Regions from separate parts of the Homo sapiens genome. Here regions 2 and 3 are each linked to region 1. The links are chromatin contacts, found by Hi-C in ENCODE. All regions are on one chromosome and are shown on one strand. The core of a region is the stretch at or near the end of the contact, and the rest is flanking DNA. Distances in the headings are between cores, read along the strand shown. Region 1 holds the start of LCA5 (lebercilin LCA5). Region 2 holds the start of SNHG5 (small nucleolar RNA host gene 5). Region 3 holds the start of SYNCRIP (synaptotagmin binding cytoplasmic RNA interacting protein).

The links. A loop is a pair of places that touch in the nucleus more often than their neighbours do. Pooled maps may share reads with other maps.
Region 2: a loop to region 1 is called in a map of naive thymus-derived CD4-positive, alpha-beta T cell, with 16 times the contacts of the local background. The contact joins the promoter of SNHG5 here to the promoter of LCA5 in region 1. A Hi-C loop is called at or near these places in 1 of 168 maps with a recorded cell type or tissue (naive thymus-derived CD4-positive, alpha-beta T cell), 1 of 37 single-sample maps with no recorded cell type and 10 of 50 pooled maps.
Region 3: a pooled map shows a loop between it and region 1 (15-fold over the local background). The contact joins the promoter of SYNCRIP here to the promoter of LCA5 in region 1. A Hi-C loop is called at or near these places in 6 of 50 pooled maps.

The regions. Positions count from the first base shown.
Region 1 is chr6:79,535,942-79,539,149 of GRCh38, reverse strand. It overlaps LCA5 (lebercilin LCA5), which reads left to right and starts at 1,720. Exons shown (of 8, transcript NM_001122769.3): 1 at 1,720-1,985. It also overlaps a transcript of SH3BGRL2 not described here. RefSeq lists enhancers at 103-676, 1,207-1,256, 1,251-1,824.
Region 2 is chr6:85,677,155-85,680,362 of GRCh38, reverse strand. SNHG5 (small nucleolar RNA host gene 5) reads left to right here and starts at 1,630. Exons shown (of 6, transcript NR_003038.2): 1 at 1,630-1,669; 2 at 2,175-2,227; 3 at 2,331-2,409; 4 at 2,488-2,568; 5 at 2,871-2,939; 6 at 3,172-3,208. SNORD50B (small nucleolar RNA, C/D box 50B) reads left to right here and starts at 2,704; the gene lies at 2,704-2,774. It overlaps SNORD50A (small nucleolar RNA, C/D box 50A), which reads left to right and starts at 2,995; the gene lies at 2,995-3,069. RefSeq lists enhancers at 1,660-1,819, 1,990-2,049.
Region 3 is chr6:85,641,328-85,644,535 of GRCh38, reverse strand. It overlaps SYNCRIP (synaptotagmin binding cytoplasmic RNA interacting protein), which reads left to right and starts at 1,650. Exons shown (of 11, transcript NM_006372.5): 1 at 1,650-1,739; 2 at 3,085-3,208. The coding sequence starts at 3,097. RefSeq lists silencers at 571-1,590, 2,181-2,330, 2,551-2,600.

The DNA.
Region 1 (3,208 bases), core at 471-2,970:
CTGATACTGTTATTTTGAATATGAGGGGGTGAATAAAATTGCACACTGTAAGAATCCTGAGACTATGTTACACACAACTAGACAATTTTTTGGATTCTCCCAGCGTCTTAAATATTTTCTTGCTTACCAACAACTTCTTAACCTGTAGGTGAAACACAATGAAGGCACTAAATCCGAAACCACGAAATTTGGAAGCAGACCTAGGCTTGTACTCTGGCATTACTACTTACTACTTTCGTACCTTGTGGTAGATACTTTAACTTCTCTGAATCTGCTTTCTCAAGTATAAACAATGAATAACAATACCTGTCTGGAGTCATGAATGAAGATGGAATGAGATTACACTGCCTGGAGCATTCTGAGTGCTGAATAAATGGTGGTTTCATTCTCAGCTCTCCTTCAGCAATCCTGATCTGACGCTCCTGTGACAGACATTTGTCCACGTAAATACGGTATGTTTTCTGATTCTTCCTAGCAACTTCCTTTATAAGTAATCCACCCATACATTTACATGTTAATTCTAACAGAGTCCATAATAACGAGTGAGCTATTTTAACAGTGTCAGCAGAGACAGATTAAAGAATTGATGAAAAGTAATTCCGTGCAATTTAGGGATTACTCATCTTATTTTCACTAACAGATGACTGCCATCTTGTACAGATGTATTTCGCATACAGAAAATTACATTTAATCACAATATTGTTTGGGTGGGTTAGTCTGTAACTTGAAGTAAAATGTATTGACAGGATAAAATGAAAGCTTTGAAACAGTGCAAAGGTGGAAAAACGAGGTTGAGCGAGAAGCAGGAATTACCAATCTTCATGGTTAGAAGATTCATTAAACGCATTTGCCTTCAAATATTAGATTCTCTACAGAATGGTGGTAAAAAGGCCAGTGAGAAATTAACAATAGTGAGAACACCAGAGTAGTGTTAAACCACCTTGATAATCAGATGGCTCGGAGCAGTTTAAAGCCCTCACGAAAGAGGATTTTTTTTTACCTTCCCTGTCTCCCGCAATTAATGCCATTTCTAAAAGAGAAAATATGTCACACATCAGCGCTCAATAGGCTGACATGCTCCTCAAAACGTTCCTTAAAAAAAAAAAAAAAAAAAAAAAAAAAAAAAAAAAACTTGTGTGCAAATATTTCAGATGCCATTCCACCCCAAACCCGTTCCAAAACCTAAAAATCACTTTCAAGCCAAACTCACGGCTCGTTGGTGATTCACAGCCAGGATCTCGAGGCAGGAACAATAGTGCACTCACCCCGCATCCTCCTGAATCAGCCATTTCGGTAAGAAGATCCAGAAGCACTAGCAGTTTGTTTGTAATTTGTTTACAATTTAAAAGCAAGTTATTTCCCAAAGGAAATCTAAGCAATTGTTAAGTGTTTTACATTACGCAGTCGCCAATTTTACAATTCATATCATGAACCCACTTTGCCCTCCGCCCGCGTCCCTCTCGGAGCCCACGACGCTCAGCAGTCGAGCCCTGGCACCGCACAGCCCGTAGGAGCCTGGAGCGCTCCGCGTTTTGCCCCAATTTCCCTACTTGGGGGTCTCCGCTACAGCTAGAGCGGTCGGCCAATGGAGACCTTCTCCCGCACTCGCCGTCCCGCCTTCCAGTTCCACTGAAGCCAATAAAAAGGGCCGTCTGGAGACAGAAGCCAATGGGAGCTCGGGTAGAGTCATCATGATTGGCTGCGGTCTCTTCGTAGTGCAGTCTAGGCCTCCGCCTCCGTTACCCTGGAGCCCAGGTTACCGCCGCTGCCACCCAGGAGCCCCGATCCTCGCCTCTGTCCCATCCTTGTGTTCAAACCTCCCGCATCTCGGCAACCTCGGCACCCGCCCGGCAGCCTCCGCAGGAACCAGGCACCCGCTCTTTGGCGGTCAGACGCCGAGGCCCCAGCTGGGAGTTTGGTCCTAAGAGGGAAGGCAAGGAGGCGGGACGCCGCATCGGCTCTGCTGAAGAGCCTGCGGGTTGGAGGTGGGCTTTGAAGTGGGCGTGGAGACGGCGGGGGAGGTGGAGGTGCGAGGTGAGGCTGGGTTGAAGCGTCTGGTAGCTAGTGAAGGGGCGTTCGTGGATGGGGGCCTGCGGGTGGTTCTTAAAGCAGGGAAGATGAAGGGATTAGGGATGGGGGAGGATGTAGGGACCGCGAGGAGAAGGAAGACCTAGGAAAATGAGTAAAGAGCTCGGCTTCTGAGAGGGTCCCGAGGAAGGGAGGTTGACCGGCACTGGGGGGACTGGGAAGTTAGGAGGAGAGGAGCTGGGAAAGGGTATTTACTTCCTGGGACCGAGAAGAGAAGAAAGGGAGCAAGCGGATCTAGAGAAGTGGTTGTTATTAAAACAAACAAAACAAAAACCCCGGAGGCCCGTGGAGACTCAAGACTAGAGAGGAGGGGCAGGGCCAAGGGCCAAGACGGAAAAGGAGGCTTTGGTAGCTCTCGGATAATAATAGATGTGTTATTATTAAAACTGTGGTTAGAGTGGAAAGCCGTACTTGTCCAGGCTGTGATACTTCTATACATCCTTCAGGGATGGGATGAGAGGAGTAAAGATGGTTAGAAATAAAAGAAAAAAGAAAGTGCCTTTTTGGCATACTCGAGTTGGAGTCGGTACTCAGATACGTGATGTTTACGTTAGATAGACCGTGGGATAGTGTTTAACAGTGAAGAGCCCTGGTCCAGTTCATCTGATATAAACCCCTTTTTTGTTCACTTTGTTCTTTGGAAAGTATACTTGGGCACATACATATTTATTCCCCTCCTTTATCTTCACGTTAAGAACTTGCATTAGAGATATCTTTGCAATCAGAAGTCATCATTTAGTTTTTGGCAGAGGGAGTGGCTATATGTGTTTTAGAATGGTAAAACCGATGTTTCCAGTTCTTTACTCATTCCCTCTTTCTTTTGCATGGTTATTTTAATCTATGTTTTTTTCCAGTTGTTCCACATTTAAATTCTATATTACCATTTTAAATATTTCACTTTGTGATTTCCCATGTTAGCTAGTATGTTTATCCAAATAAGTTATAGGAAATAATAGTTTGTTTTGATTCTCTAAGTTGACAAAGTATCATTTTAAATATCAAAAAGTAGTTTGTGACTTTGGAAAAGAGATTTTTCTTCTTTTGTGAGTCACATCTCTTCCGTTACACATATTGTGGAACTATAATTCTGTAGGACACAATGGAAGCCCATTAAATAAAG
Region 2 (3,208 bases), core at 381-2,880, 6.1 Mb before region 1:
AAAAACTGTTAACAGTGGTATTGCTGAAGAGTACAACTAGGGAGAAGATTCCCAGGCATGTGGAAAGATACTTTCACTTTGCTTTTTTTGTTAACTCTTTTTAAAAATTTTTTTAATACAATAGAGACAGGGTCTTGGGCTCAATCCTCCCACCTCAGCCTCCAAAAGTGCTCTAATTACAGACATAAGCCACCACACCCGGCCTACTTTGCTTCTTATATCCTTTTGTACTGTATTGTTTGTTTTACTATTTACTATGAGCAATATGCAAATTTATGTAAGACATTACAAAGTAATACAAAAACCGACAAAATGCCCGGCCCAGTCAATACTTCATCATATAGGTTCCTGTTAGAGAAAAGTGCTTTTCACTACTATCTTTGAATGTGAAGTTTGATCTTCATTCTAATTTTCTAAAAAGCCACCGAATGTATTTGTTCATTCATTCATTCATTTAACCATTACCGACAACCTACTTAATGCTAGGCACTGTTCTAAGAAAAAATAAACAGCAGAGCACGAAATCAGATGTGTTGCTCCCACACTCTAGCAGAATCGGACCGTAATCAAATGCACACATAAACAACTTTAATAAGTAGTGCTTTGAAATATAGAAGTGAAGAACGACCTGAATTTTCAAATACTGAAATGTTCAAATGTCGTGTGCACACACACACACGCAGACATATTCACTCGAACATGCTAATTAATCAAAGCACTGCTTTTGAATTTTGTGTTTGTCGTCTGGATAAAGTATTCAGGGATACTTCTCAAATTAATCTTTCTCTCGTTTTCAATATAACTAATTGAGTACAAAGAAGTTAAAAATTAGCAAAGCATTTCAGCTGTGTGACCTTAGGCAAATTACCTGGCTGTTTTAAGCCTCAGTTTTCTCCTCTGCGAAATGGAGTATTGAACCTCACGTTCGCTGTTTGAGGGAGACTTGTATGGTCACGTTTAGTGTAACCGGATGCCTGGCACGAGGAAGCGTGAGGAGGAATGGATCCCCATGGGGCCTTGATGCCCGCCCTGAGGCCCTGCAGGGCCGCACGCCGGGGCTGTTCTCACGTGGCGCTTTCCGCTTTTTCACCCAAGCGTTTCTGCCAGCCAACTGCCCTTTCCCGGAGTGCTGCGGCCAGGGCTCGCCCGCTCCTCCGGCGGCCTCCGCTGGGGGCCCACTACAGCCCAGCGCCAGCCAGCCAGCCAGCCCAGCTTCTCGAATCGGTCCTAAGCTGAGGCCGCCCTGCGCTGCAAAACTTGTGTCCACTCTCGGACCCAATCTGTCCTGGACGGACTTGGCTCGTGGCAGGCGAAAGCGTCGTTTCCAACTGCAGCTGTTTGAATTCTGGCGCCACACCCGCGCCACGTAGGGCCAAGTCGGCCGCCAGACTCGTAAGAGACGCTTCGCAGTGCGCCTGCGGGCGCGCGCCGGGAAATGGCCGGGCGCGCGGCCGGCCTGCGGCGCGCTCCACAACGCGGAACGGGCCTCAGAAGAGCCACCGCGCGCGCTCCCGCTAATTCGCGACCACACCCCTGTCTACTTCCATGTCCAATAGGTGCGAGAGGGCGGGACGGCCTCGTTCTGACTCCGGGAGGCTATATAAGGAGCTACTGGCTGCGCACTTCGGTCTTTTACGTCGGCCTTCGCGAGCGTCTGGGCGGGTGGTAGGTGAGTGGGTATTGCGGGCTAGTATCCGAGCAAAAGATGGTGGCGCAGGCCGAGTTAAGAGCTTTAATCCTGTGAAGACATCTTAGTGAAGAGTTTAGAGTGCTGAGAGTTGAAAGCTTGCACGTGGGAAACGTGCGGCCGGACTGCCACATGTACTGAGGTTGAGTCGTGACGGCCACAGGCTCCGAGTTTTGGCGTGAGGAACCGCTGATCGGCCACGGGCGCCGAACTTGCTGGCCTCCGGCATGTGCCTGAGCGGCGGCGGAAAAACCACCTTAATTGGGGCGGAGGGTTAGTTTTAACAGCAAAGGGCCTTTACTAAAATGGCGAAGGCCTTCCGTCGGCGTTGTTTTAAAATGGGAAGCCTCGACCCTGTATTGAAACTGAGCTGTTCGAAGGCGGCGTTGTGTGCAATTCGGATTAATGAAGGGGAAGGGTTTTGTGTGGAAAAACGCCTTGGAGTGTGACATTTCTGCGAGAATGCTTAAATACCGATTTCCCGCAGGAACAATGGCGCTGTCTTCAGTGGCACAGTGGAGCAGCTCTGAAGATGCAAAGGTAAGAGCTTAGTTAAGCTTAGTTTCCAAACTAAAGGAGTAAACCTGTTGATTTACAGGAATAGGAACTGTTGCATCGTTTGAAATTTACTTTTTTTTGTTAGATACACGAAAAAACTTCCAGAACATCTGGGAGAATATTTAATGGAAAATCGCTTGGTTAAAACCTGACACTTTTAACAGGTATGTGTTGTTTTAGTACTTTATGATTGAGCATAGCATTTAATCCACACCTAGACTAAATCAAATTTTTTTTGTCAGTGAACAGCGTTCTGAGTGTGGACGAGTAGCCAGTGAAGATAATGAATGTCGAATGTGACTGACTAGCAGCTTCATTTTGAAGTAGGTTGTATGGCTTAAAAGTTCTGTAGTATTTGTACTATAATACTTGCCTTTTAGCATTACCTTGGTTTGTAGTCAGTGTCACAGAAGTGCAGTTTAATGTATTATGTGTACATATACAAGGTCTGATTGGTCTAATCAATGATGAAACCTATCCCGAAGCTGATAACCTGAAGAAAAATAAGTACGGATTCGGCTTCTGAGATTAAGACCAGTAATTCAGAGGTGGAGTAAATTTTGTTGCCGTGATTTTATAACAGTTGTGTTATAAAATCCTGGGTTTTTTTTTTTTCTGCCAACAGTGAGGGTCGCTGTCTGCCCATTGATAGAGGCCAGATTGTCTTGGAAGTTCCAAAGTTGCAACGATTTCTGTAAGTGGAGTTTTTCTGTTTGCTTAGAGATCAGTGAATATTGTGTCCTTGGTCTTATCTGTGATGATCTTATCCCGAACCTGAACTTCTGTTGAAAAAAAAAAACTTTTACGGATCTGGCTTCTGAGATGGACCGTTATAAGGACAATATTTTTTTTTAATACTTTTAATGCTTTTACATATGTTGTAATGTTTGTAGTCTTGTAAGAATCTCGTGTTTTTCCTTTTCTAGGGCTAGTGCCACGAGGTTTACTTGACTGTTGTGTGAA
Region 3 (3,208 bases), core at 401-2,900, 6.1 Mb before region 1:
CAGTAAGCTCTTAAAAATAAGCTTTTTAATCAAAAGGACATTGTTTCTATTTTTCATTACAGCTGCCCTGGATAAAATTAGTATCCATATCGCGTCTGTAATTCAAATGCCTTTGTCTTGTCTTTCTTGTACCTAGTAAACGATTATAAAGGAAACGTCATTTCACAGAAGATTTAGTTGCCAAGGTTTTTTTTAAAAGAAACACAGACATTTTTCTCAAAGTTGTTCTAACCACGCAGCTTTGTGCTGTTTCAAGTTGCTCAAACTGTGCCAGGAGGAAGCCCTTAACTGCTTAAAAGGCCAGGGACTGAAACGGAGTATTGCACAACCCTTCACCACCGGGCGGTTTCGCTTCCAAATCTGGCCTTCGTGTCATCCCAAGGCAGGAGCCGCTCCTCGCTCCACTGGAGCCAGCCCCGTTCCCCCTTCAAAAGCAGCCGGGGTTTCCGCGTCCAAGCCTGGGGCGCCCCTCCCTTCGCCGAAGGTTCCCGTGAAAGCGGAGCCGCGCGGCTGCGAGGAGGGCCCACTGTCCAGTTGGGGAGATCGAGTCTCCAAGGGCGACTCTCGCACTCGAGTACCGCCAGTCCGGCGGACCAAAGGTCCGCGGGTCTCCGCGCCGCTCCCCTCCCCCTTGGCCCCATTGTCTGCCTCGCCCCGCCCCGGGGGACACGTGCGCCTGCAGCTTCCCGAGGAGGAGAGCGCGGGGCGGTGGCAGCGGCGTGGACACCGCCTGGAACGGCTACGCGGCCGCGGAGCCGGGGGCGGGGGCCGGGCGCGCACAGACCGGTGGGTGCCCTCCGGGAAGCGGCAGTCGCACTCAGCGCCCACAGCACTCTGCCCCGCCAGCCCCGGACCGGGCAGGGATGGGGCGGGCGGGAGCTCGGTGGGGGTGGCGTGCGCATGGTGTCGCGGGGAGGGGGTGGGGTGGGGCGGGGTGGGGAGATGCCAGTCTCCTGACAAAGGAAAACGAGTGGGACACGCTGAGCCGGCCCGCCCCGCCTGGAGGGGAGAGGGAGGGGGAGTGTCGGGAGGGGAAGGGGCGGGCCTTTCATTCAGTCTCGGCCCCTCGGCCGCCACCGTCGGAGCGGAAGGGCGGGGTCTTGTGCCTCCCCCACCCCCAACCCAAGGGGTGAGGAGCGGGGAAGGCGGCGCGGCGTGGGGGCGGAGCCCGCGGGCGCGCGTCCCGAGGCGTAGGCTACGTTGTCACGTCAGCGCGGGAGAGAGAAAGAGAGGAGCCGACTCGGCAGGGACTGGGGGACCGGGCCGAGAGTGCGAGCGAGCGAGGGAGGGAGTGAGGGAGCGTGCGAGCCAGAAGGGGAAAGGCGGCCACTCGTGCCTGAGCGACCGCAGAGGGGAGTGGGAGCAGTGGGGTAAAGGAGCGGGGGGCGGGAATAAGAAAGGCCGAGAGAAGGCGGACAGAGGCTAGTGGTGGTGGTGGTGGTAGGGGGAGAAGGAGGAGCTGGAGGAGGGCAGGGGCTGAGGGAGTGAGTGAAGCGGACGCGCGAGGGAGGGGAGGGAAGGGAAGGGAAGGGAAGGGGGGGTCACGCGGGGGCGCGCGCGCGCACCGGGAGCGCGCTCGGAGGCGAGTGGAACTGGATCGGGTTTGCTGCCAGCGGCGTGAGCTTCGGCCGCCATTTTACAACAGCTCCACTCGCGCCGGACACAGGGAGCAGCGAGCACGCGTTTCCCGCAACCCGATACCATCGGACAGGATTTCTCCGCCTCAGCCCAACGGGGAGGTAACGACTGCCAGAACCTGGGTGTGGGAGGGGAGCTCCATGACATTGTGGAGTGAGCTGGGGGAGGGTGGCGCGGGTAGAAACCGGCTTTTCTGGAAAATGGATTCCAATGGGGAGAAGAGCACGTTGACTGGGGCTGCCTGGGAGTAGGCCGCGGCCCGCGCCGCCACTTCCTCCTTTCCATGTGCTGCTGCGGTTCGGGCTTTGTCTGCGGCGCTTTGGGAGGAGGCGCCTCCACGGTCCCGTGGCCCGCACGGACCGCGAGCGGCTTCAGAGTTGGTGCTGTCGTGGCGGTCGCCGCGGCGCGGGAGTGGGCGGAGAGGAGTGGGTCTTGTCCTGCAGCCGTGCGGCGAGCTTGGGCGGTGCTCACGGTCCCGCGGGCGTTGAGCCGTCCGCTGAACGCCCTCACGCTGCTGGGTTGCCGGGCAGGCGTCGCAGTCACTGCACGGAAGGGTAAGGGGTGGGGACCTGCACAGCGCGCCACGGGTCACGTCTCGGCCGGGCGGGCGGCCGGGGGTCGTCGGCGCCCGGGGAGCGCCAGGGGCGGAGAGCCATGTGTCACGGCGGAGACGGCGGCGCTGGGGGGCGGGGAGAGCCTGTGGCCTGGCGCCGCCGGTGCCTCGGTGTTCAGGGGAGAGATTGTGCTGCTGCAGCTTTCTGGGGGCTCCGACCGCGGCTTCGGGTTGATGTTGGGAACCAGTGATGGTCGTCTTGGTTTGGGATTCGTTGGGTTGCCGTTGAAGGAAGTTGTAGGACATTGGAAGGCGCAGAGCACGTGTTTCTAATGGGCTCCTGGCGGCCGCAGTGGTGAGACTGCCGCTCTGGGTGCGGAGTCAGGGGCGGGCTTTGGGGTGCGGGGTTAAAGGGTGGAGAAATTGGGTGGTGGGAAGGTGGCTTGTATGAGCGCTTTGTTCTTCGCTGGCTGTTGTTACCGATCTATAAGCGGCAGGCGGGAAAAGCGCGCACTTTGGGGGTTTATCTTTGAGAGAGAGGAGCCCAGTTTTGCTTTCTCCACACACACCTCATTTTCCGAACGGGCACAGCTGCATGTGGCACGCTGGCTCGTACCCGTGCTGATTGGGCTCTATTTGTAATATGGTTTTTCCTAGGGAGTGTTAGCAGGTGAGTCAGGGGTGGTGCTGAGGAAGAATATGGTGAATCGGTCCTTCTGTGCCCTGTGCTCCAAATCTGGCTTGTCAGGCGATAGTGACTGTAAGGCTTTTTTAAAGGGAGGTATAGGCTAGCTGGTGTAGTAAATGGTAGAGAAAGTAAAGATGGGGCTCTCATATTGTCTTGTATTCTTTTTGAAGATCCTAGTTTAATTTTGCTTATTGCGTTTGAACAGATCTCTGGAAACATGGCTACAGAACATGTTAATGGAAATGGTACTGAAGAGCCCATGGATACTACTTCTGCAGTTATCCATTCAGAAAATTTTCAGACATTGCTTGATGCTGGTTTACCACAGA